Regions from separate parts of the Homo sapiens genome. Here regions 1, 2, 3 and 5 are each linked to region 4. The links are chromatin contacts, found by Hi-C or POLR2A ChIA-PET in ENCODE. All regions are on one chromosome and are shown on one strand. The core of a region is the stretch at or near the end of the contact, and the rest is flanking DNA. Distances in the headings are between cores, read along the strand shown. Region 1 overlaps PRKCH (protein kinase C eta). Region 2 overlaps PRKCH (protein kinase C eta). Region 3 overlaps PRKCH (protein kinase C eta). Region 4 overlaps SYT16 (synaptotagmin 16). Region 5 overlaps PRKCH (protein kinase C eta).

Region 1 (4,454 bases), core at 747-3,246, 560 kb after region 4:
CTTCGGTGAAAGCAAAATCAGTAATAAGGCTTGATAATCACTTAGAGATAGACGGATAGAGAGAAGCAGCAGAAATGATGACTTCTGGGTTTGTCTTAAATCCAGTAGGTTTGTGGGGATGTTAATCAGGAAAAGGAAAACCAGAGTGAGAACAGGGTTTGTTTGTGGGTACCCCAGGTGCACAAGAAGCCTAGATTATGGAGACTGGTTGAAAGCATTTCCACCCCTCCTCCAATCCCTAAGAGCAAATTCATGTGGAAGGAAGTGAATATTCAGCAGCAGGATTGTTTGGTAAAGAGTCCTCAAGGTCGGCAGGAACATGGCCATGTACTGATAAAGCTGTCTGTAAATAAAAGGCAGTGCTCTCTTAAAAAAACCCGCTTCCCAGCACAAGCACCTGGTTGTCCTGTTGCCACCCATACCCCAGGGCACTGTTACAGAGGGAGGGTGGCATTGCTAGCCTCACAGGCACAGTCTAGACTGGACAGAGCAACAGCTTGGCCTTTTGGGTGAGACATTTACACTTTGGTTTTTAAAGGAACAATATGCTCAGAGGCAACCCACATAGGCTGATCAGTGACAAGGAGGCTGCAGGTCACGGGGGGGATGCTAGGTGGCCTGGAGCTTTGTGGTTAACTGCCATTGTGGGAGGCTGCCATGGCCTTGGGCCGCCTGGAGCCCCCCTCGCTGTGGCGTCTCCTCAGTGGCTGCAGCTGACTGCTCTTTCTGGAGTGCCATATTCACTGTGGGTTGTGTCAGGGCACTCGAGGTTCTATTTTCTTGCCTCAGTGTGAGAATCAAGGTCTGTTGGCCTGCATGGCCCAAGGCAAAAGGTTGGTCTCTGTCCAGCCTGGATCACGTTGCTGGCTTGGAGGAGGTAGGTGATGACAGAACTGGCATGACTGGTTTCCACACGCTGTCCTGTGAGTTGATACAGCCTGGCCATACAGGTCTTACAGAAAATGGCCACTAGAAAATGCCCAGGAATGGAAACCAAGTCTGGTATTCCAGGAATCCCCAATAAGTGTGGTTAAAGCAGCAAAGCTTTCATGGCACAGATCAATGGAACATAGAACAGACTTCTCTGCTCTTAGTAGCAGCCTCCCCGGGTGTCAGGGGCATAAGGCAAAGGCATGCTGAGTACCTGTGCACCCACTTCAGCGAAGCAAGCTTTCTGTGTCTCTAACCCAAACCCAGTCCTGGCTCCAAATCAGCCCTTCTCCACGCAGAATCCCATGTCCCATATAAGTGACTGTTTTCAGTGGGCTGATTTGTGGAAGCTGCTTCCTCCCCTGGCCCCACCACATAAATACAATATGAGCACAGCCAGTTTAACCTACAAAAGGTTGCAATCGTAGCAGCGCAGGACGGGAGCAGGGGTGAGGATGATCGTGGTCCTGCCCAGTGAAGGAGGCCACCACTCTCAGTTCTTCCACAAGTGTTTTCTGACTTGGGAGGCACTATAAGGCCTGGGTGCCTGGCTCCTCTGGGACTGCGGGCACACAGTAGAGAGGCGCCTGGCTGAGGTTAGACACACTAGTCTGCAGCCCCAGGAGAGAGCACGGCCGGGGGGACAAAGCCCATGAGCCCAGCTTTATCGACACTGTGTCCTAGCCTGACAAGCCAGGCCTGTGTGGACCTGAGCCCAGAACACTATCACTCACATTTCCAAACAAGGTCACTGAGTTTCTGAATTTTCCCGAAGCCAGTATGCCTGCTGAAGTCTTGGAAAGGATCTTCTTGGGCAACAGAAACAAGTGCTAACAGAAATCCAAAACGGTCTCAAGCGTTGACCCGCAGTTGCTTAAGAGCTTGTGACTAATGTCCCAGGTAAGAGGTCTGACTGCTTATTACTCAGCTGCTGTCATGGGCAGCAGGAATCGCGCAGGGAGAGAAAGTGCTGGGCCATCAGTTTTGTCAGTCAACTATTACAATCAGCTCTGCATGGGGAAGTCTTGGGACGCAGCTCTCAGAAGACGCAAGTGGGCAAGACAGGGATGTGACTCATCCTGGTCACAGGATGCCCGAGGCCACAAAGGCAGGTTAGACACCTTAATCCTGATTTCAATCTAATTTTAGGCATTCTCAGAACTGTATGAGCTGTAAAGGAAACGCCATGGCTGTTCTCATACCAAGTGCTATTTAATAAGACAGATCGCTCAAACTGGGATCCCAAGAGGGTTCAATTAAGAGCATAATGTAATTCCAGGCTACCAGTGCTGCCCTCAGCCCAAGTATCTCATACCTGCTCTATGAAGTCTGTCCTGATGTCCCCAGACAGTCATAGCAATATCAACTCTGCTCCTAGGGTGCCCAGTTTATACTTCTATGATAGCATACCCCGCACTGTATTCCAGAAGGCTCTGTCTGTGCACCTGTCTTCCTTCTTAGCAGCTCCAGCATGGTCCTGGCAGGAGGTGCTGACCAAAGGGATAAACAGAAGCATTTCAGATGGACCCCAATGGGACTGCCCTGGCCAACTCAGAGCCTATCTTATTTTTAGGGGATGGAAGGACACTCCATAAACTTTGCTCCAAAGTACTTAAACTTATAAAAAGCCACATGTTTTACCCCTTAAAGATAGACTCAAGAGGGAAAAGAAGAAACCTGAAATCAAAATTTAAATTCTTCTCTTTGATGAAGCTGGAGAAAGAAAGTGGTTTTGAAGGGTCAATTATTAAACAACGAGGACCAAGCAGAACACTTATCCTCATGTTGGCTTGCATCCAAACGGAAGAGCAGAACATGGAGAGGGTGACTCAAACAAAGCCAAAGATTATAGAGCCATTTACAGTCATGGTCAGCTTCCACTCTAAAGGGAAATCATGCCTTTATTTTTTTTAAAGCAAAAGAAGTCACCCTAAGCCTCCTGACTTTAGTTTGAAATATGCAGAGGTCAGTTTTTGGCTTAGGAGTACCTCAGCTTCCTATGCCAACATGTAACTCAGCAGCTGAACTTAACAAGGCTACACAATGAAGATTACAAGTTCATACAGGGCAGAGGCTCAAATACTAAAATGCCAAAACCACAGTTACCGGCTTGCCATTCATTAGCTCATTGAGCACCGGTATTTAATAGCTACAGCTTTTGTCATGCAAGCATAGAAGGGTAGAAAGAGTTATTCTATCCTCTGTGCTTGTCTGAAAGCTACATTGTTCTTGCTGGGTAATCAGGGTTACTTAAAATGCCCACAGTAGTTTCAGAGAGAATTCCCAAGTGATTGAAGACAAAGGAGATTCAGAAATTGGATTTATTTTGTTTCCACCATAAGCTATCCTGAGAGTAATAAAACAGATTGACATGAGTCTTACTGCTTAGATCACTAGAGTCAGTTACTCTTCCAAAAGAAATAAAGGAAAGCGAGTTGAGAGCTGGCTCCTTGAACAAGAATGAATCTAGGAGGCTATTTATATGAACTATTTTTAACATATTTTTCAACTTTTATTATGGGAAATTTCAAAACAGACAAAAGTAGGGAGAATGACACAACTCCCATACTGATCACACAGCCTCGGCACCTGCCAATGCACGTCCAAACATGCTCCCTCGCTACATCGACTCCCTCCCTCCCTGATCCATCTTTTATCAGATTATTTTGAAACAAATCCAGGATATGAGCTATTTCATCTATACACATTTTAATATCTGAATCTCAAAGATAATAATTCTTTAATAGAGTACAACTTTGATACCCATTATCATAAAATACACAGTCAATTTATGATTGTCAGCATACTGCCATTTGTCTGTTGCTCATTTGGGGGTGGTGAGTCTGTGGGTCTGTCTAGAAAACCTGGAAAAAAGCTTTTGTGAATAACAAGAATAACAGTGTCTTCAGTGGTTAACATATACTGAATGTTCATCAAATGCTAAGTGCTTTATCTATATTCTTATTTTATCCTCAAAATAACTCTATGAAGTAGGCTCTACCCCAAGATTATATAGCTAGACAGGGGTAAAATCAGGATTCAGATTTACTTCTGCTCACCTCCAAGGCCTGGGCTTGTGACTTACTACACCAGGCCCAATCCCTTCTATGTAGCAGTGTCACCGGCCAATCCCCCGGATAGATTGTTTCCCAAAAGGACTTTAATTGAAACAAGAACCACCTGAGGGAATCAATAAATATTCTAAGATGGCACTATGATAGAGGGATGTTTTATGCATATTACTATGAAATGCATAATCGAAATACTGCAAAGCAAGGTTTTTTTCTTAGCTTGTGCATAGAGTTCAATGGATTTTACAGAGTCCTTGAGGATACAGGCATAGGGGAGTGCACAGCAAATCTCTCAAGTGGTCAAATGTGCAGATCATTTGCTGCCTTCCACTGAGGAGGAGGAACTAGCATGTAGGTAAGTGTGAAAAGGGGGCATCTGCCAAGTGAGTGAATGTGGGTTATGGTCTTAATTTTAGAATAAAACTACTTAGGACTGGCTTGTGTTTTGAGTGC
Region 2 (4,540 bases), core at 1,119-3,618, 620 kb after region 4:
ATGCAGCTTAATCTCACTGATATGTGTAATCAAATAAAGCCAAACTCATAGAAACAGAATAGAATAGTGGTTACCAGAGGCTGGAGGATTAGAGAGATGTTGACCAAAAAAATATATATAAACAAAGCACTGAAAATTAAACATCTTTATGAATAACATTTTATTCTTTATATTATTTTTGTAGTCCAGATTATCAGAAAAACAGATCCAGGAGTATACATTTTGTGAGTTTTAGTACAGGTTATCAAATTAGTCACAAACTATTAGGATTTGCAGTGCTATCAGAAACAGATAAGGATGCCCATTTATATACTTGTAAGCAGTGTATATGATTATAAAAAAAAAGGGGAAATAATCTATGGGTTCATAAACCTTTGTAGCAATCTTGATAAATTATCAAATATTTGAAATTTGCTTACTATTTCCTTTTTGCCAAGAACAAAAGGACCTATAAAATACTTACCTTCTCAATGTTTGCTGTCCCCTCCATGTGGGTGTCTGGGCTGGCCATTGGGAAGCCCTGGGACATTTTTCCTTTGGTGTGAGGATGGAGGGGGTCATCACCACAGTTGAACTGACTCACTTTTGAACAGCACTTCGCACTGTACAAAATATTCTGCATTCTCTCATTTGACCCTCACAGCGATCCTGTTTTCATTTTAATGATAAGAACTTTAAGGGTCAAAGGAATTTTAGGACAGACTCAAGCCATTTAGATGGTGGAAAACAAAGCTAAAACACAGTTCAGGTTTTCTGTTCCCAAGGGCAATGCCATTTCCATATTGTCAGGTTGGAGGGGAGCCAAGACAGATAGGAGGTGCTTAAGCCGAGGCTGAATCAACCAACTAAATGCGGAATAAGACAACATATGGAGTCAGAGTCAGCCTGACCTAAACTTGAACTTTGTCTCTGCCACTTACAATCTAAGGGATCCTCGGCTAGTTACTGCCCTGCTCTGGGCTTCAGAGAGACTGATTCCACAGGGCTGCATGAGGAGAGTGCTGTTTTTACAAAGGCCCTCACAATGAAATGCTTTGCAGGTAGAGTGGCTCCAACACCCCCTCTCACTCCTAAATTCTCCAGGGGAGACTGTCACAGTTCAGCATTACACACTGATTAGCATCTTACTTGAGAAGCCAGGGCCTGCAACACTGGGCAGCTAAAAAGTAAGCATCTTTCTGCTGTAACTTCTCATAGCAAGTAACACTTTCTGTTCTTTATAGTTAGTTTTCCAACAGTAAATGGGGATAGTTTTACAACAGTAAATAAGGACTTCCAACAGACGAATGCACAGCGAGCAAATGCTATGTGTACTGTGGAGTCCGATACCTTGCAAACCTCAAAGAAGGCAACAACGACAGCAAAACTAAAATTGTATACCTCTATCTCAGCATTAGAAAATCTCCTTTGCTGCTTTTTTTTCTTTTCTTTTTTGAGAAAAAGTCGTGCTCTGTCACCCAGGTTGGAGTGCAATGGCACGATCTTGGCTCACTGCAACCTCTGCCTCCCGGGTTCCAGCGATCCTCCTGTCTCAGCCTCTGGAGTAGGTGGAATTGCAGGCATGCACCACCACACCAAGCTACTTTTTGTATTTTTAGTAGACGGGGTTTCACCACGTTGGCCAGGCTGGTCTCAAACACTTAGGCTCAAGTGATTGCCCCACCTCGGCCTCCCAAAGTGCTGCCTGCGCCCAGCCTCACTTGCTTCTTTGAAGTGGGTTCCCACTACTTCTTTATCATTTAGCCTAAAGCAGGGGTACATTCCCTTTATCCTTTGCTTTGGAGACATCTACTACAACACACACATCTTAAACCGCAATGGCAGTTCCATGCCTTTGGTTTCTCTGGTGGAGAAATAAAAGTAACTTTGCGGTAATGACTGCCACCTTGTGGTCAAACATAAAACTTCCACTAGGAAAAATAGACTTCAATGCTAGTAAAGGCTTCACCCACTAAACACTGGGAATCTCATGTGGCCGCTAAAATTTTGGTATACTGTAGAATTTATACATTTTCCTGGAACATTTTGATTGCATATGCTATATTGATTGGGTTCCCAATCTGTTCCAGGTTACTTCCTCATTTTACTCTACCATAACATGATCTGTTGATGAGATCTTTGCTTATAATCACCAGAATTTCCTTTTACAGATCAAATTCCCCTGTTAGGTATGAGATACTTCTTTCTTTGCTTCAGCAGTAGTAACTTGGAACCATTGCTGCTGCAAGACCAGGTAAGCTCACTAAATATCAGTTGACTGCTTGACTCAAAGGTTACCACCTGGTGAAGATGATCTAACCTCATGTCATAGGAAACCATGTGATGTTTGGCTCAGGCCCTAGGAAGAAGATCTGAGAGGTCACCTGGCTCTGCGGCTTGACTCATGGTGTTCATGGTGGTGTTCAGGAGGCTGGCGCTTGAAACCCCGGCGGGCAACCAGTATCAGCTACCAGCTATCCCTCTCAAGCCTCAAGCTGTAACTCCACTCCTCTATTCCAAGAAAAGAGCCCAACAAGGGGGTGAGGGCAGGGGAGGGGCTTTACGTTGGCAAAGTGCCCAGCCAAGGAAGTCGTTTCAAGGCTACTCCAGGGAGCAGTGTGGGGCAGGGAGAACTGGAGCTCCAGGGGAACCAAGGACCAATCCAGCAGAGGGAAAGCAGAGGATGGGGGCAGGAGCAGCATGGGCTCCAGGGCCATCAAGAGCCACTGAGGACCAATGAGGAGCAGAGGGGAAGGGAGAGGCGCGCAGGGGAGCCGAGGCCCACGAAGCCATTAGCTGCCTCCCCATTTTTTTTTCTCTTGATAACGCTGGGGTGGCGTGGGAGTCCAAGCCATGTATCTCCTTCAGTGCGTCCTGTCACCAAGCTCCCAGACTTCTCTGCTCCACCCATTCTCCAGGCTGCATGTGGCCCTCCCAACACAGATTTGAATACTAGTGACCCTGAAATGTATGAAAACGCCCAGCTTCACTCACAGTTAGAGGAATGCAAGTTGGAACTTCAAATATACCATTTTTCTAACTCTGAGATGATCCAAATGACAGAGAGCATGCCATGATGGGAAGGCGGGGAAATGCACCTTCTCACTCAAGCTTTGGGAGTGTGAATTTAGAGACGCAGCCCAGCAAATAGGAAGAGCCTGCCTGGACTCTGCCGTCAGACCACCTGGCTTCAAACGCTCTCTGCCACTTAGGAACTAAGCTTCTTTGTACCTAACTTTTCTCCTCTGTGAAATGGGGTGATAATAACAGAACTTATTTCAGAGGGTTACTATAAGGATTAAATAACAGACATAAAGCACTTAGAACAATGTGTGGTACATGGACAATAAAACGTTCACTATCTTTAACCACAATGGGGGAGGGGGCAATTGAACTCAATCAAAATGTGAAATGCATATACCCTTTGACCAAGCAATACTACTACTAATAATGTGTCATACAGAAACACCAGCATAAGCACACAAAGACAAAAGTACAAGGGGACTCACTGCAACAATGACTGAAATAAAAGACTAGGAACACAATACATAGCAACAGAGGAGGAAAAGTTAAATTAATTATGTCATGTTCTAAAATGGAGTACTATGCAGCCATTAAAAATGAGGCAGCTTGGTATATAGAAATACAAAACAATTTCCAATATATACTATTAATATTATGTCTTAAAAAAATAAAGTGGCCAGGTACAGTGGCTCACGCCTGTAATCCCAGAACTTTGAGTGACTGAGGTGGGTGGATTGCTTTAGCCCAGGAGTTTGAGACCAGCCTGGGAAACATGGCAAAACCCCATCTCTACAAAAAAATAACAAAAATTAGCCAGGTGTGGTGGCATGTGCCTGTAAGTCCCAGTTTCTCAGGGGGCTGAGGTGGGAGGATAGCTTTAGCCTGGGAGCTTGAGGCTGCAGTGAGCCATAACCGTCACTGCACTCCAGCCTGGTGACAAAGTGAGACCCTGTCTCAAAAAATAGATTAATTAAATTTTAAAAATACAGAATCATGGGCAAAGTATACTATTATTTGTGTTTTTAAAAGATAAACATGTATGCATATATGTGCTGTATATATATGCTTTTATGTACAGAAAATTCTCTCAAAGGCTATAAATAAAACGAGCAATACTTGTTTCTTTCGGAGAAAGGATATGAATATTTGGAGGATACTTATATTACCTATCGCAAGAAATTAGATTTTCATAATTAAAACATACAACCTGATACGTCATTCCTCTGCTTCCACTTCTTCCATGACTTTCCATTGCTCTCAGGACTAAACCCAAACCCCTTAACACAGCCTACAAGGCTCTTCATGGCCTGGCCCTGGCCCACCTCGGCTGCCTCAGTTCTCAAGGCCCCTGTTCAACCTCGATATGCTGTGTGTGCTGAGCCTCCTTCACACCTGATGCTCTGTCTCACCAGCAGACCCATAGTGTGCTGTTGACCCTGTATGACATATTCACCTTCATTCTCTGCCTAACTAATTCTAATTCACTCGTTTGGTCCCAGCATGGCTTTACCTTCCCTAGAGGTGTATTGCCAGCCTC
Region 3 (3,915 bases), core at 926-3,425, 580 kb after region 4:
GGCAGGAGAATTGCTTGAAGCCGGTAGGTGGAGGTTGCAGTGGGCGATAGAGCAAGACTCCACCTCAAAAAAAAAAAAAAAAAAAAAAAAAAAAAGAAAAGAAAAGAAAAGAAAAGACAAATCCTAGAGAGCTCTCTCACGGCTTCCACCATGTGAAGTCTCAGTGAGAAGGCAGCTATCCGTGAACCAAGAAACAGGCCCTCACCCGACACCAAATCTGCTGGTACCTTGACCTTGCACTTTCCAGCCTTTAGAGCACTGAGAAATAATTTTCTGTTGTTTACAAGCCACCCAATCGATAGTGTTCTGTCATAGTAGTCCAATGGAGTAAGAAATACTTCAGACATTCAGCAATGAAAGAAGTGGGGAGAGAGGTATCTGTCTCTTCACTTCCTTCAGCTCTATGAAATAAAACCACAAATAAAAGCTCACTTATTTCCTTCCATGTAACTTTCACAATTGGTAATTACTTTTACTTGTTTGTGTGCTTACACTAGAATGCCTGCTTCCTGTGGGCAGGGAGCAGGCCTATTGTGGTCACTATTATATCTCCAGGCAAAAAATAGGTCTCAATTAACATTTGTTGAATGAGTAAATGAATGGATGGATGGATTAATAAATGAATACAAACCTATAAAGTTACAGACAAATTTATACCTCATGTAAATATATTAACATCTCATATAAAGGACATAAAACAAGAGGCGTAAGGGAAAGGCAATTTCCCCCAGTGTGTCTCTGAAACTAAGGTAGTGACTGATGTTAAAAAATAAATCTGTTCTTAATGCTTTAGTTACTAAATTTCCTATTTCTGAACGAGAGGAGAATACTCCATCAAAGGAAAATGCTGGAGAAATTCCCCTCCTACAGAGGGACCCCTCTCAATTTGTAAAAACACCCTTTTTTGTTTGGTTCTACCATCTTAAAGAAAAAAAAGTAGAAATGCAGACACCTCTTTGTATGATGACCATGCAGTGTACCGCCCAAAATGGGCCTCAGACGGCTGGGTGCGGTGGCTCATGCCTGTAATCCCAGCACTTTGGGAGGCCGAGGTGAGTAGATGACTTAAATTCAGGAGTTCAAGACCTGCCTGGCCAATATAGTGAGACCCCATCTCTACTAAAAATAACAAAAATTAGCCGGGGGTGGTGGTGAGCACCTGTAATCCCAGCTACTCAGGAGGCTGAAGCAGGAAAATGGCTTGAACCCAGGAGGTGGAGGTTGCAGTGAGCCGAGATCGCACCACTGCACTCCAGTCTGGGCAACAGAGCGAGACTCTCTCAAGAAAAAAAAACCCAATAAACAAAATGGGCCTCTGAGAGTAAAATGGGTCATGAAGGGGGATTATGGGAGCAAACTGGGACTTTTCTGGGCAAATGATGACATGGGGTCTGACCTACCTCTGCAACAGGTAAGTTAATCTAAGCTCATTCAAAGTTAAAACAATTTTTTAAATAATTCTTCCATTTAAAATGTGTTGTTAATTGAACCCTTCTTATCTTGAACTCTGATGAGTTTTTATCTTGAGAATTAATTCTTGCAAAGTAAAGTATCTTGAGCTTCTCTGGTAAGTTTTTGATTCTAGAGTTATATCTTAAAACACAAAGTATAACACAGGTCACTTTCCCTGGATGATATATCAAGTGAGATACTGTGAAAATACTCTGCATGGTAAGCCCTCGACTCTACCTCTTTCTTTTTATGAAAACAGAATACATGGCACAAAGCACAGCTGCCCCTGAGACATGCTTCAGAGGTAAAGCGCTTTGTAACAGATTCACTTCCTTTCCCAGTGCCACAGAACAAAGATTACACTCAGCCTTCCTGGACATAAAAACTTCAGTTTTTCCCATTCCTCCTGCCAAAGCTGAAATGCCGAGAAATGCTGGGAACCTGGCCTGTGATTATACACACTTCATATTTTACATTCTGAAACCCCAAGGAATAAGCTGTTGAGAACAGAGTCCTATTTCTTAAATGGCAGTTGAACAGATACAACGCTCAAGCTCTGTTGAGCGTGGCTTAGTATTTGCATAGGCAGAAACAGACAAAGACTGCACAGATTCTGCCAGTCTGTGGGCACCTTCCCGGCATATGTGGCAGACCTCAGTTAACTTTTCTCACTTATTTCTGTTTGGTTGTTTTTTAACCTTCTGAATTACTCAACCAGATTCTTACAGGAAAAAAAAAAAAAAAACCACTAACACACATACAAATCAGTCACAGGGAAACTCAGTTACGGCCTCTGACGGGTTTGAACCTGTCTATTTGCAAATGAGAAAACAAAATTTCAGTGTTCTTTAGGCCAAAATAGTATCTACCCTGCTCCTTGGTGCAGCAATAAAATGGACAGCCCCACAGTAATCAGATTTTGGGTTTGCTTTTGTCAAAATTTTCCTCCTCAGTTTTGTAAGTTGATTTCACCGCCACAGTATATTTTTCTCAATTCCACCTTCTGTGTAGGAGTCAAAAAAAAAAAAAAAAAAAAAGCCTGCTTCCCTTCCTCTCTTACATTCATTCCTTTCCTTCAAGAACCAACCCAAGAGCCACACATCCCCCAGGAAGGGCTCGAAAGGGTGAATTCCATGACTCAGTGTCACCTGCCTTCCTCTGCTGCTCGGCCCCATTTCTTTGTCAAAGGAGTGTTAAAATCCTCACTCGGTGAACTTGGGAAAGGCAAGCTTCTAGCTGCTTGGATTAAAGACTGAATACCCCCTCTTGCTTCATTTGCAAGATTTGGGGCTGCTCCCATCTGTTCTTAGAGGGCAGGAGCTCATTTTTAATTTTTTCTCTCTTGACATTATTTGGGACAGCGCCCATAGAGAAAGGTGTTTGAGAACTCCCTGGTGAATAAGCAGTCCACTCTGTACAACAGAAGGCACTCTATAACCACGGTAGAAGTATGTGCTGCTACTCTTTAATCCAGTTATAAATAATGACTGGTGCAACTGCTCTACCTGGAGCAGTAGTGCTGGAAAGAAATCTTTCTTTGTAGCTTGTAACTGCAATAAACGTTTATAAGCCTGTTGCCTGATCTGAAAAAACCAGCACTTTCTCCAACAAGAGATAGCAGAATTATTTCCAGGACTTGAACTGTCACCCATAGACCCTTCTGATAAAAGAAAAGATTGAATGGGCATGGTGGCTCATGTCTGTAATCCCAGCACTTTGGAAGGCTGGGGTGTGCGGATCACGAGGTCAGGAGTTTGCGACCAGCCTGGCCAACATAGTGACACCCGTCTCTACTAAAAATACAAAAATTAGCCGGGTGTGGTGGCATGTGCTATAGTCCCAGCTACTCAAGAGGCTGAGGTAGGAGAATCACTTGAACCTGGGAGGTGGAGGTTGCAGTGAGTGAAGACCATGCCATTGCACTCCTGCCTGAGTGAGAGTGAGACTCCATCTCGGAAAAAAAAAAAAAAAAAGAAAAGAAAAGAAAAGAAAAGAAAAGATTGCCTACCTACTACCTTTCTTTAAGGATTTAGATTTCATCTCTCTAAAGACTTAGGAAAAAATCTCTGTTCTTCAGGTAGATAATATACCACCATTTGTTTTTCAACAGGAGACATTCAAATGCAGAGCTTGCATATGCATAGACCATTTCTGGAAGGACATATAAGGACATGTCTTGAGGAAGAGGAATTGAGAGACTGGGGACAAGGGTATGAAGAGGATTTAGCATTCACTGTAATCATTTTAGAACAGCTAAAAGTGTCCTTTTTATGTATATGCATTAATTTACATTTTAAAATTAAATTAAAGTGACACTGCTCTTTAGTCAATAAATGATACTGTGTTTCCACCCATCTTCTCATCACTTACTCCCCACCATGAATTCCTGCAGACAAATGTTGGCTCAGTTGCTAGAAATAAAACAGAAATGAAGACAAGAAAAAAGAAATATTGCCATGCCCT
Region 4 (4,487 bases), core at 74-2,573:
ATCCAGCAGAGAGCCAGGTTCTGGTTGTACCTGAAGATAGAGCCAATAGGATTTCAGGTGGAAAACAGAAAAGTCACAGATGACTTCTGAGATTTTTGACCCCAGCAATTGGAAGAATGCAACTGCCTTTAAGCAACATGGAGAAGACTGCAGGGGGAATAGATTTAGGGAGGCAAAAATCAGGATTTCAGGCCTGAAGACGTTAATTTTGAGACATCATTGGACATTTAAGCAGACAGATCTGCCACCACTACAGTCCAGACTTTCTGTCTCCTTTGTTCTTCCTCAGATATGACAAGCTTCCCCACTCCCCCGGCCACCCCACATCCTGACTGCTTGCATGTGCTGTTCACTCTGTCTGGAACTCTCATCCTCCTCACAGCACCAGCCTCGCTCTCTCGATGCTTTGAGTTCCGGCGTTTTATCACCACCTCAAAGAAACTTTCTCTGATCCTCTAAACAAGCGGCAGCCTATCACTCTGTCTCCTTGCCTACTTGGCCACCACTAGACTGCAAGCTCTCCAAGGGCAGAGGCATCGCCTGCTTAGTTCTTTCCTGCATCCACTTTGCCTATACCATAATTGACAGTAAACATCTCTGAATGAATGACTGATTGAATCCAGAGCCTACAGAGCTCCCTGATCTGTTAACGTGGTTTTGTAAAAGGAGATGGGCATACTACATGACATATAACCCACAGCAGTAGTGAGCTGCCCATCCTGTAGGCATGTAAATTATGACACCTTTCCTTGAAACCCTGTGGCAAGCAGGGAAATGGGGTATGAGGGAAGACGGTAGTAACACAAATGAAAGGTTTCAGAAGCAGCTGAAGTTCTGGGCTGCTCTCTCAGTCTGCCCCAGCATACCCGTTAAGAACCTTGCCCAGAAAGTCCCATCTCTGAGATTCATCATGATGCAGATTGGGGGCAGGAGGAGTAGGATCAGTTATCCACAATCCAGAGGGCCAAGCCACCTTCCCTGTTTTTCTCCATGCCCTCTACCACACTGCTGCTATTTTGTCCTAAAATGGACAGGGCATTTATCCATCAGGTTATCAGGAAGACAGGCATGAAAGACCCATTGTACCATGAAGTGCAAATCATGGCTTACAAGGGTGAGGAGAGCCAAATGGAAAATTAAATTAAAGTCTCTGAATTCACAGACTGAACGTACTAAATCAAGGGCTGACAATCCCAGGTCTTCGAACACACCACATCATTAGCAGCACCATTTAACATACTCACGCTTATATTACTTCTTGGCTCCAGAACCAGAGTCACTTTCATTTCCCCTTCTGGGTGCAGGTGGCTGAGATAGAATAGTTTCTCTCCCATCATTCTCTCTCGGGTCATCTTCCGGGCAGCGTACAGGCGGAAGCGGACAGCACAGGCAGCCACATCTCTGGGCTCCAGCTTGGCAAAGGTGACCTTCTCCCTGAAGACGGGGTTGGGCCCTCTCTGTATGTTCGTCCTGCCCCTGTGTTTCTTACCAGGCAGCAGCACTACATGAACTTGCCAGGAGTTGACACCACTTCGGTCCTTATCTGGGAGGCCCTGTGCCCTCACAATGGTCACTGTGAGCTTCTGGCTGGCGGCTCTATATTCAAAGATGACATCTAGGTCACCACACTTTGAGATGGGCTCTGAGACCCCGGATGGCACCTGCAAATTGGTCCTGTCCTGTTCCTGTTGCAGGCAGAGGAAACAATTAGAAATGGAAATGATGATACCCAATTACATTTTGGCCAGTTGGTGCCCCTTTGTGCTCCTTCAGAATCCCTGCTTTCTAACTGCCAGTGTATTCCCTCTATATCAGATAGGTCTGTTTACTGGTCTATCGCTGCATTAAACTGTGAATTCTTTGACGGCAAAGTGCCTAGCATATGGTGCGCCTTCGTGAATGTTTTTGGAATGGATAACTAAAGCTTTTATATTTTTGCAAAGTGTTTTCATATATACTGCCTCTCAAAAAGCACAATTGCCCAGGATCATTGAAACCAACTGAGATGCTAAATCTAAAATTAAGTCAACAGGCAATTGTCCATAGGCAACTTTTCCTTGTGTCCCTAAATACAGATGGTTGAGCCTGAGCCTGTTCTCCACAGGCAAGAGCTTTCTACAGACAAGAATTTTGATGGGAGTCCCAGGAAGGTGATGCTTCAGTATATTTTCAATCTAAGTGGGAGAAAAGGTTTAGGGCTGAGCTTCTCAAACTTTAATGTAGACCTAAATCATCTGAGGATTCTGATTCAGTAGGTCTGGAGTGGAGCTTGAGATCCTGCCATTTCTGGGACAGGCACAAGGGATGTTGACGCTGCTAGCCTCGGCTCACACTTTGAGCAGCAAGGATTTAGGAGGACACCTCCACAGCCCTTTAGTAAACAGCAACACTGAGCCTGGAGCCAGAACACCTAAATTGAAATCATAACTCTACCACTGACTAGCTTTTTTACCCTGGCCAAATAGACCAGCCTCTCGGTAGTCTAGCTTAAAAATGCACATTAATGTGCCTACTTGCTGGTGTGTTGTTGTGAGGTTTTCATTGATATGAAAATACCTGGCTTAGACCAGACTGCATAAATATCTATTCCCACCACTGGACTGGTGCTACCTATTCTCAAACACACATCCCTCTTTATGGAATGTCACCCTTGGGTAGCAATTTACATGCAGCCACTCAGATCTGATGACCTTACTGGGAAAACTGAGCTAGGCTGCATTTATTATAATGAACCACCCCACTAACAAATTATAAATAATGTCAATAATAATTCTATTTTCCTCTGAAGGCATGATCCTTACCTGTAACTAAACTTTGATCTGATTCTTATTGCAAACCAGTTCTTATTTATGCAATTGAACACCAGAACTTGCTAATTTAGAGATCTCGTTTCAAATTATAATACAATGCCTCAAAATGTGCATCCATCAATGAAACTTTCCCACATAGTCTGGGTGAAAGTTCATGGTTCTCTGGGTTCGTATTTCCTTAGGAAGCCCAGGCCTACCACTTACTAGCTCTATGACACTGGGCAAGTCATTTAATCCTTTCCATGTTCTATTTTCCTCAACTGTAAAATGGAGATGGTACCTTCTGTGTAGGGATGTTGTAAAAAGTAGAGGACTTGACAGACAGTAGACATCTAATAAATATCCTTTTCTTTTAAGATTCAAATTAGCCTGCAAGAAAATTTAGATTTCTTGTAAAATAAGTGAAGCTTCTTATATCCTTTCCTGTGAGCATGCAATCATGCGTGAGTGTTTCTATTCAGAGGTACTTAGTTTCAAGTGATAAAAGTGGTTGCTATAGAGACTTTTGAATACAACTGACTAGTGTATATATATTAGAAGCAAGTCTCCAAGGATTTAGGCCAACTCAAAAATCAAGTCAGAATCTTCTCTCAAACTCCCTTGTCTCTTCCTAAAACTCCCATCTATTTTAGCCTACTCTTGATCATCTCTGTATTGCATTTCTGACCATAAGTAATAATAGCTAACATCTACTAAACTATTTCTTATGCCAAATACCATATCAAATCCTTTACAGACTATAAAAATTGGCTCTTAAACACTTCAGATCTTCTTGGCCTTAACTCATGTTCCATCTTCCCCTAAGGCACAGCCTATATGGGCTCTAAGTAGTTTCAGCCTGGAACTACTCAATAAAGTCTTACCTTCTACCCACACAATATAATTCTCATTTCTTATCATTGGTCTCTCTGTCGACCGCCAAGGCTTAGACAGCTGCAGAACCCTGCTTGACACCAATATATGTGAAGTCTACTTTTTGCCCCGTAGTCAGTTGTCCTATCAGTTCATACAGCTTCTTGGAGTGTGATCACACAAGATCAGGCAATTAGCCATACTGAGTGGTGGCCAATTCAACTGTGTATTCTCACACTTGACCTCCCTTCTTCCCTGCCTTACTTCCCTTGTCTCGCACTTTTGTTCCCTGGGGTTGCACTCCCAAAGCAGGGAACAAAGCCTTTACGTAGGCTCTGCTTTTTTGAGGAACCCAACTAAGAAACATTATCTTTTTGAATATTTACATCAATGCAATGAGGTAGGTATTTTAATATCTTCATTTTATGGAGGACGAAACTCAAGCTTAGAAAGACTAAATAACTAACACGCTCTCTCCCCCCAAGCCCAGATCAAATTCCCAGACAAGATTATCCAGGACTCATGCCCTGGCAGTTTGAGTCCCAGGCCTGCCTTAACTCGTATCCAATACTCAAAATTTCAAACCTTATTTTGAAACATACAGTCTCCTTTCTTCTTCCCCAAACCTTTAGGCATAACTATTTCTACATATAGACATATGTGTGTGTGTGTGTGTGTGTGTGTTTATATATATATATATAGAGAGAGAGAGAGAGAGCGAGAGAGCACTAGAGAGAGAGAGAGAGAGAGCAAGCGCACAAGATGAAGGGGGAGAAGACGGAAGGTGGGGGTTGGAATCACACTCTCTGTGGTTTTCACATCCTT
Region 5 (4,019 bases), core at 190-2,689, 640 kb after region 4:
CAAAGTGCTGGGATTACAGGCGTGAGCCACCATGCCTGGCTTTCAATAATAATTTTTGTGGAGACCAATGTGACAATACCTGTCAAAGAAATTAGAGTCTACACAATAGATCTCAAAGAGTGAAATGCAGAAAGAGTCCAAATGAATTTGGCCAAGACACCAACATCTTCAGAGATTCCAGCACAGTTAAAATTATACCTGCCTCAGTTTTTGTTTGGAGGTAGGTGTAATCTTTGGCAAACAGCCTAGTTACTTTCCTTCTTAAGTTTCCCATATGTCTCAAGAAGATAAAAATGCCCCTGTTGTCCACCCTGTGGGAACAGTGTCATAACCAATAATCCTGACAGGTTCTAAGGACTGCGGAAGAACAAAAGTTACTACACTACACTGCCCTCTTCCACTCATGATACTTCTAGAAGTCATTTAGAAACCACGAAGTGAACAGATTTTAACATTCCTTTGCTTGCAGATGACAAAATTAGGCTAATGGTATCACTCTCTATCCAGCCTCTGTTATCACCAGCCTGAGACCCAGCTCAATACCGGCCAAAGCAAAACTTGTCTTGAATTATTAATAGTAAACACTTATCATGTATAGATGCAAATTAAGTTCTCCCTGGGGATCTAATTACCAAGAATTAACTTTTTAATCCCTTAATACTACAAAGATTGGTTAAAAGACCAGCCCACTTGCATGTTTAATATTTCATCAACTGAATCCTATTTTTTTTCTTAACAGCTATTGCCACTGCAATTTTCCAGTTGATTCCTTATAACCAGAGGAGGATTTAGGAAAAAACTGCATGCCAATCATTTCTTGCCACCTTCACTCCTGCCTTTTCACCTTCCTAAACGGCCCTTCCCTCTTTCCTTCCAACCATTAAGAGTTAAATTAGCCTTAACCTACCTGCCTCAGAGCCTGAGCAAACTCCCCCAAATCCTAAAGCCGGGTGACATGCTAACCCACTGTTGCCACAGCAGCCTGGGAGTGCACCGGTGACATGCTAACCCACTGTTCCCACAGCAGGCCGGGAGTGCACCTCAATGTCTTCTCTCACGACCTGGGGCCGTGTCTCTTTCACTTCTGCCCCAGGCACTTCCCATGCACTTTCATACAGGGACATGGACAAACTTCACTCTGCCCTTTTACATTATTTTGCACGTGTGCTTCGTTTAGAAAACAAACATACACACTCATGCACCTACACACACACCTGGGACTTTGCAAGACATTTGGTCACATAAAGAAAATGGGCCCCCATGGCTTCCAATGACTTTCACTGTCACCATGTTCTAGACTGCTGCCATGAGCAAAAGGAAACAGCTCTCCCACACGCTCTTCACTTGCCTACAGACTCCAACCCCACTTCACCATCGGAATGCAGAGGGAACTTCCTCATTGTTTGCACCGCCTCCTGTTTACTTAGGACTGAGTTAAAAGGACTAAAAAAAAACCCTATTGAATACTATGGTGCTTAAATCAACCAGGGCTTTGAGAAATCTCTCAGATCATGTTTTAGTTAGACACGTCAGGCAACCCTAACATGCTCTGCAGCCAAAACTTGCATCACAACTTCTGTTTGGCTCCTTAGGTGCCCAATGGCTCTAAATAAATAGGAAGCTGGCTCTGTGTCCCAGCACGGAAATTCACATTCCAATCTCCAGAGGGGTGCTGGCCTGGAGCCCTGGTCTGCCTCACCAGAAGTGGGTTTTGAAAAGCCACCCCATCCACAGGGTGCAGAGTAATTATGTCAAATATAATGAAGATTAACTATTCTAAAATCCCATCTCTTCTGAACTAAAATTATATTTCATAAAACTGGACTGTCACCCCATGCTTGTTTTGAGAACTTTAGAAAGCACATGTGACTAGGAGTCACCAAACAACCCCAGGGTAAGTTTTCATTTGCAAAAAGTTGCACTGGACTGAAACTTGTGTTGGTCATGTGAGGCTTCTGTGGATGAGGAGTATGTCTCTGAGAACTCCTATTCTCGGTTGCTGTGATTCTGTAAACTGTTGTAACTTTAACTCAAAAACAGTAAATACATCATCCTCTTTGGTCTTTTGTTCTATCTGCTCGAATTTATGGTTTTATATCCCAGCAGCAGAAATATATATTTGAAAGTACTTCTAAAATATTCCAACCTGGGGCAAAAGCGTGGATCACAGCTCCTCATTTTTAAAATGATTGTAAGCAAATTAAATCAGAGAAAATTTCTGGCATGGCACTTTTTAGTTTCCAGAATTACTGGCGTAAAATGCACAGCGAATATAACTTTGATTCAGTGTAACATACGATTGAACTCAAGTTTAATTTGCCTAATATCAAAAGCACTGTGGTTTACTGTGGCTTATCTTTAAGGGGGCTACACTGAGAAAACAGAACAGCCTTCTATATGACGACAGACAAGAGAGTTTGGTGGTTGAGGCTGTGGAATCTGGAGCCTGGGGTGTGCAGACGGCTTCTTCCCTTATAAGCTCGGTGGCCCTGGGCAAGTTGTTTAACATCCAATGCTTCAGTTTCCTCATCTATAGAACATAAAGGATATGTTCCTCATAGGGCCATTTGAGGACTTGATAAGTTAATAAGCACAGCATAATTAGAGAAGTACCCGACAGGTAGTAACTTACCTAGTGTAACTGTGAAAACCCTTACTTCACACTACCCTAGAGTTCTAGGAATAGAAAGGATTTTTTTTTTTAAGAGACAGGGTCTTGCTGTGTTGCTAGGCTGGTCTCAAACTCACGGGCTCAAGTGATCCTCCTGCCTCGGCCTCCCAAACTGCTGGGATTACAGGTGTGAGCCATTGCACCTGGTCGATAGAAAGGATTTTTTAATTCAACTGTCTATTGTCTAGAAGAAGAATGAATACCTAGGAAATTGGGGCCTAGAGAAGTTAATGTACCCCGAGACACATTTAGCTAGCTTGTGCTAGAACTGACACTAAAATCTTCCACACACCCTGCACTGTGCCCTTTATTAACACCAGGTCTCCTGGTATCCCTAGAAAGTAATAAATTTTCTAGTGAGGAAACAGAAACTAACAGGAAGGTTAAGTGAGGTCAAGCAGCCAATGACAGAAGTGAGGACACCAGACTCCGTTGACTATTGTTGAACTACTGGATATACTATCAAATGTCTTTTTTCTTCTTCCTGAGATAATTTGTTTTATCATTTGTACACGTGGGAGAAAACAACTGTGAGAAAAACAAACAGAAAAACCTTAGAGTTAACCAAAAGCTACTAGTCAAGAAAGAACCAGAAAATATTATTGGTTTATATCTGCAAAATATATCCCGGGAAGGTAATGAGGTAAGGTAGCAACAGAATTTTGCTTAACATCATCAAAAACACTGAATAAGAACTACTTGCATAAAGAATGATGCATAAAAATGTAAACACAGATGATGATGATCTCTGAGACAGTAACGACACAAACAGAGATTAGGACGCGTGATAAACAAATGCCTAACTTAACTAAACGGCTATTTACAACTGGAAATACAACGGTATTTTACAATCCTGGTTTTATATACTTGAAAATGTAAACATTTAAATGGGTATTTACAACAAGCACACCCCACCAGTGGGTGACAGTGACACGGGCACTGAGCGAATAAATCACAGGAGTTGCAGATATAGTCCTGTAACTAATTAAGGAAGACTTCCATGTTAGTAGTCTTTGGAAAAGAGGAAGGAGAACTTGGTGAATTAGAGCAGGGAGAAGGTACCAGGAATTTTGTGCCAGCACCTGTGACAAAGACTGCAACAAAAGGTTTTGGTATTTAAAAATGGCAGCAAGGCCGGGTGTGGCGGCTCATGCCTGTAATCCCAGCACTTTGGAAGGCTGAGGCGGGCAGATGACCTGAGGTCAGGAGTTCAAGACCGTCTGGCCAACATGGTGAAACCCCATCTCTATTAAAAATACAAAAATTAGCCAGGCCTGGTGGCGGGCACCTGTAATCCCAGCTACTCAGGAGGCTGAGGCAGGAGGATTGCTTGAACCTGGGAGGCAGA

What was found. Hi-C counts contacts between places; a loop is a spot of excess contacts on that map. ChIA-PET counts read pairs that join two places held with the same protein, here RNA polymerase II (POLR2A). Pooled maps may share reads with other maps.
Region 1: a loop to region 4 is called in a pooled map, with 4 times the contacts of the local background. The contact joins two enhancer-like sites. A Hi-C loop is called at or near these places in 2 of 50 pooled maps. POLR2A ChIA-PET finds 5 or more read pairs at or near these places in 2 of 52 experiments (A673 and activated CD4-positive, alpha-beta T cell).
Region 2: a pooled map shows a loop between it and region 4 (2.2-fold over the local background). The contact joins two enhancer-like sites. A Hi-C loop is called at or near these places in 1 of 168 maps with a recorded cell type or tissue (OCI-LY7), 7 of 37 single-sample maps with no recorded cell type and 6 of 50 pooled maps. POLR2A ChIA-PET finds 5 or more read pairs at or near these places in 1 of 52 experiments (activated T-cell).
Region 3: a map with no recorded cell type shows a loop between it and region 4 (7-fold over the local background). The contact joins two enhancer-like sites. A Hi-C loop is called at or near these places in 2 of 37 single-sample maps with no recorded cell type and 3 of 50 pooled maps. POLR2A ChIA-PET finds 5 or more read pairs at or near these places in 1 of 52 experiments (GM12878).
Region 5: a loop to region 4 is called in a map with no recorded cell type, with 2.9 times the contacts of the local background. The contact joins two enhancer-like sites. A Hi-C loop is called at or near these places in 1 of 37 single-sample maps with no recorded cell type and 2 of 50 pooled maps. POLR2A ChIA-PET finds 5 or more read pairs at or near these places in 2 of 52 experiments (CD8-positive, alpha-beta memory T cell and naive thymus-derived CD4-positive, alpha-beta T cell).

The regions. Positions count from the first base shown.
Region 1 is chr14:61,523,018-61,527,471 of GRCh38, reverse strand. The region is part of intron 10 of PRKCH (protein kinase C eta); the gene reads right to left. Among named protein-coding and RNA genes, the nearest start is that of PRKCH-AS2, 20 kb to the left of the region's middle. RefSeq lists an enhancer at 1,955-2,104. Within about 2 kb of position 1,996, at least 33 of the 41 ENCODE cell types and tissues checked have a DNase peak (open chromatin) inside an H3K27ac peak, as active enhancers do.
Region 2 is chr14:61,459,284-61,463,823 of GRCh38, reverse strand. The region is part of intron 9 of PRKCH (protein kinase C eta); the gene reads right to left. Among named protein-coding and RNA genes, the nearest start is that of PRKCH-AS2, 84 kb to the left of the region's middle. RefSeq lists a silencer at 2,179-2,473. Within about 2 kb of position 2,368, at least 10 of the 41 ENCODE cell types and tissues checked have a DNase peak (open chromatin) inside an H3K27ac peak, as active enhancers do.
Region 3 is chr14:61,501,576-61,505,490 of GRCh38, reverse strand. All of the region lies in intron 10 of PRKCH (protein kinase C eta), which reads right to left. Among named protein-coding and RNA genes, the nearest start is that of PRKCH-AS2, 42 kb to the left of the region's middle. Within about 2 kb of position 2,175, at least 9 of the 41 ENCODE cell types and tissues checked have a DNase peak (open chromatin) inside an H3K27ac peak, as active enhancers do; they include GM12878, where a contact is called at or near this core.
Region 4 is chr14:62,078,032-62,082,518 of GRCh38, reverse strand. It overlaps SYT16 (synaptotagmin 16), which reads right to left. Exons shown (of 8, transcript NM_001367656.1): 6 at 1,245-1,685. Among named protein-coding and RNA genes, the nearest start is that of LINC00644, 60 kb to the left of the region's middle. RefSeq lists an enhancer at 1,328-1,447. Within about 2 kb of position 1,323, at least 3 of the 41 ENCODE cell types and tissues checked have a DNase peak (open chromatin) inside an H3K27ac peak, as active enhancers do; they include GM12878, where a contact is called at or near this core.
Region 5 is chr14:61,436,616-61,440,634 of GRCh38, reverse strand. All of the region lies in intron 2 of PRKCH (protein kinase C eta), which reads right to left. Among named protein-coding and RNA genes, the nearest start is that of PRKCH-AS2, 110 kb to the left of the region's middle. RefSeq lists an enhancer at 993-1,362. Within about 2 kb of position 1,439, at least 21 of the 41 ENCODE cell types and tissues checked have a DNase peak (open chromatin) inside an H3K27ac peak, as active enhancers do.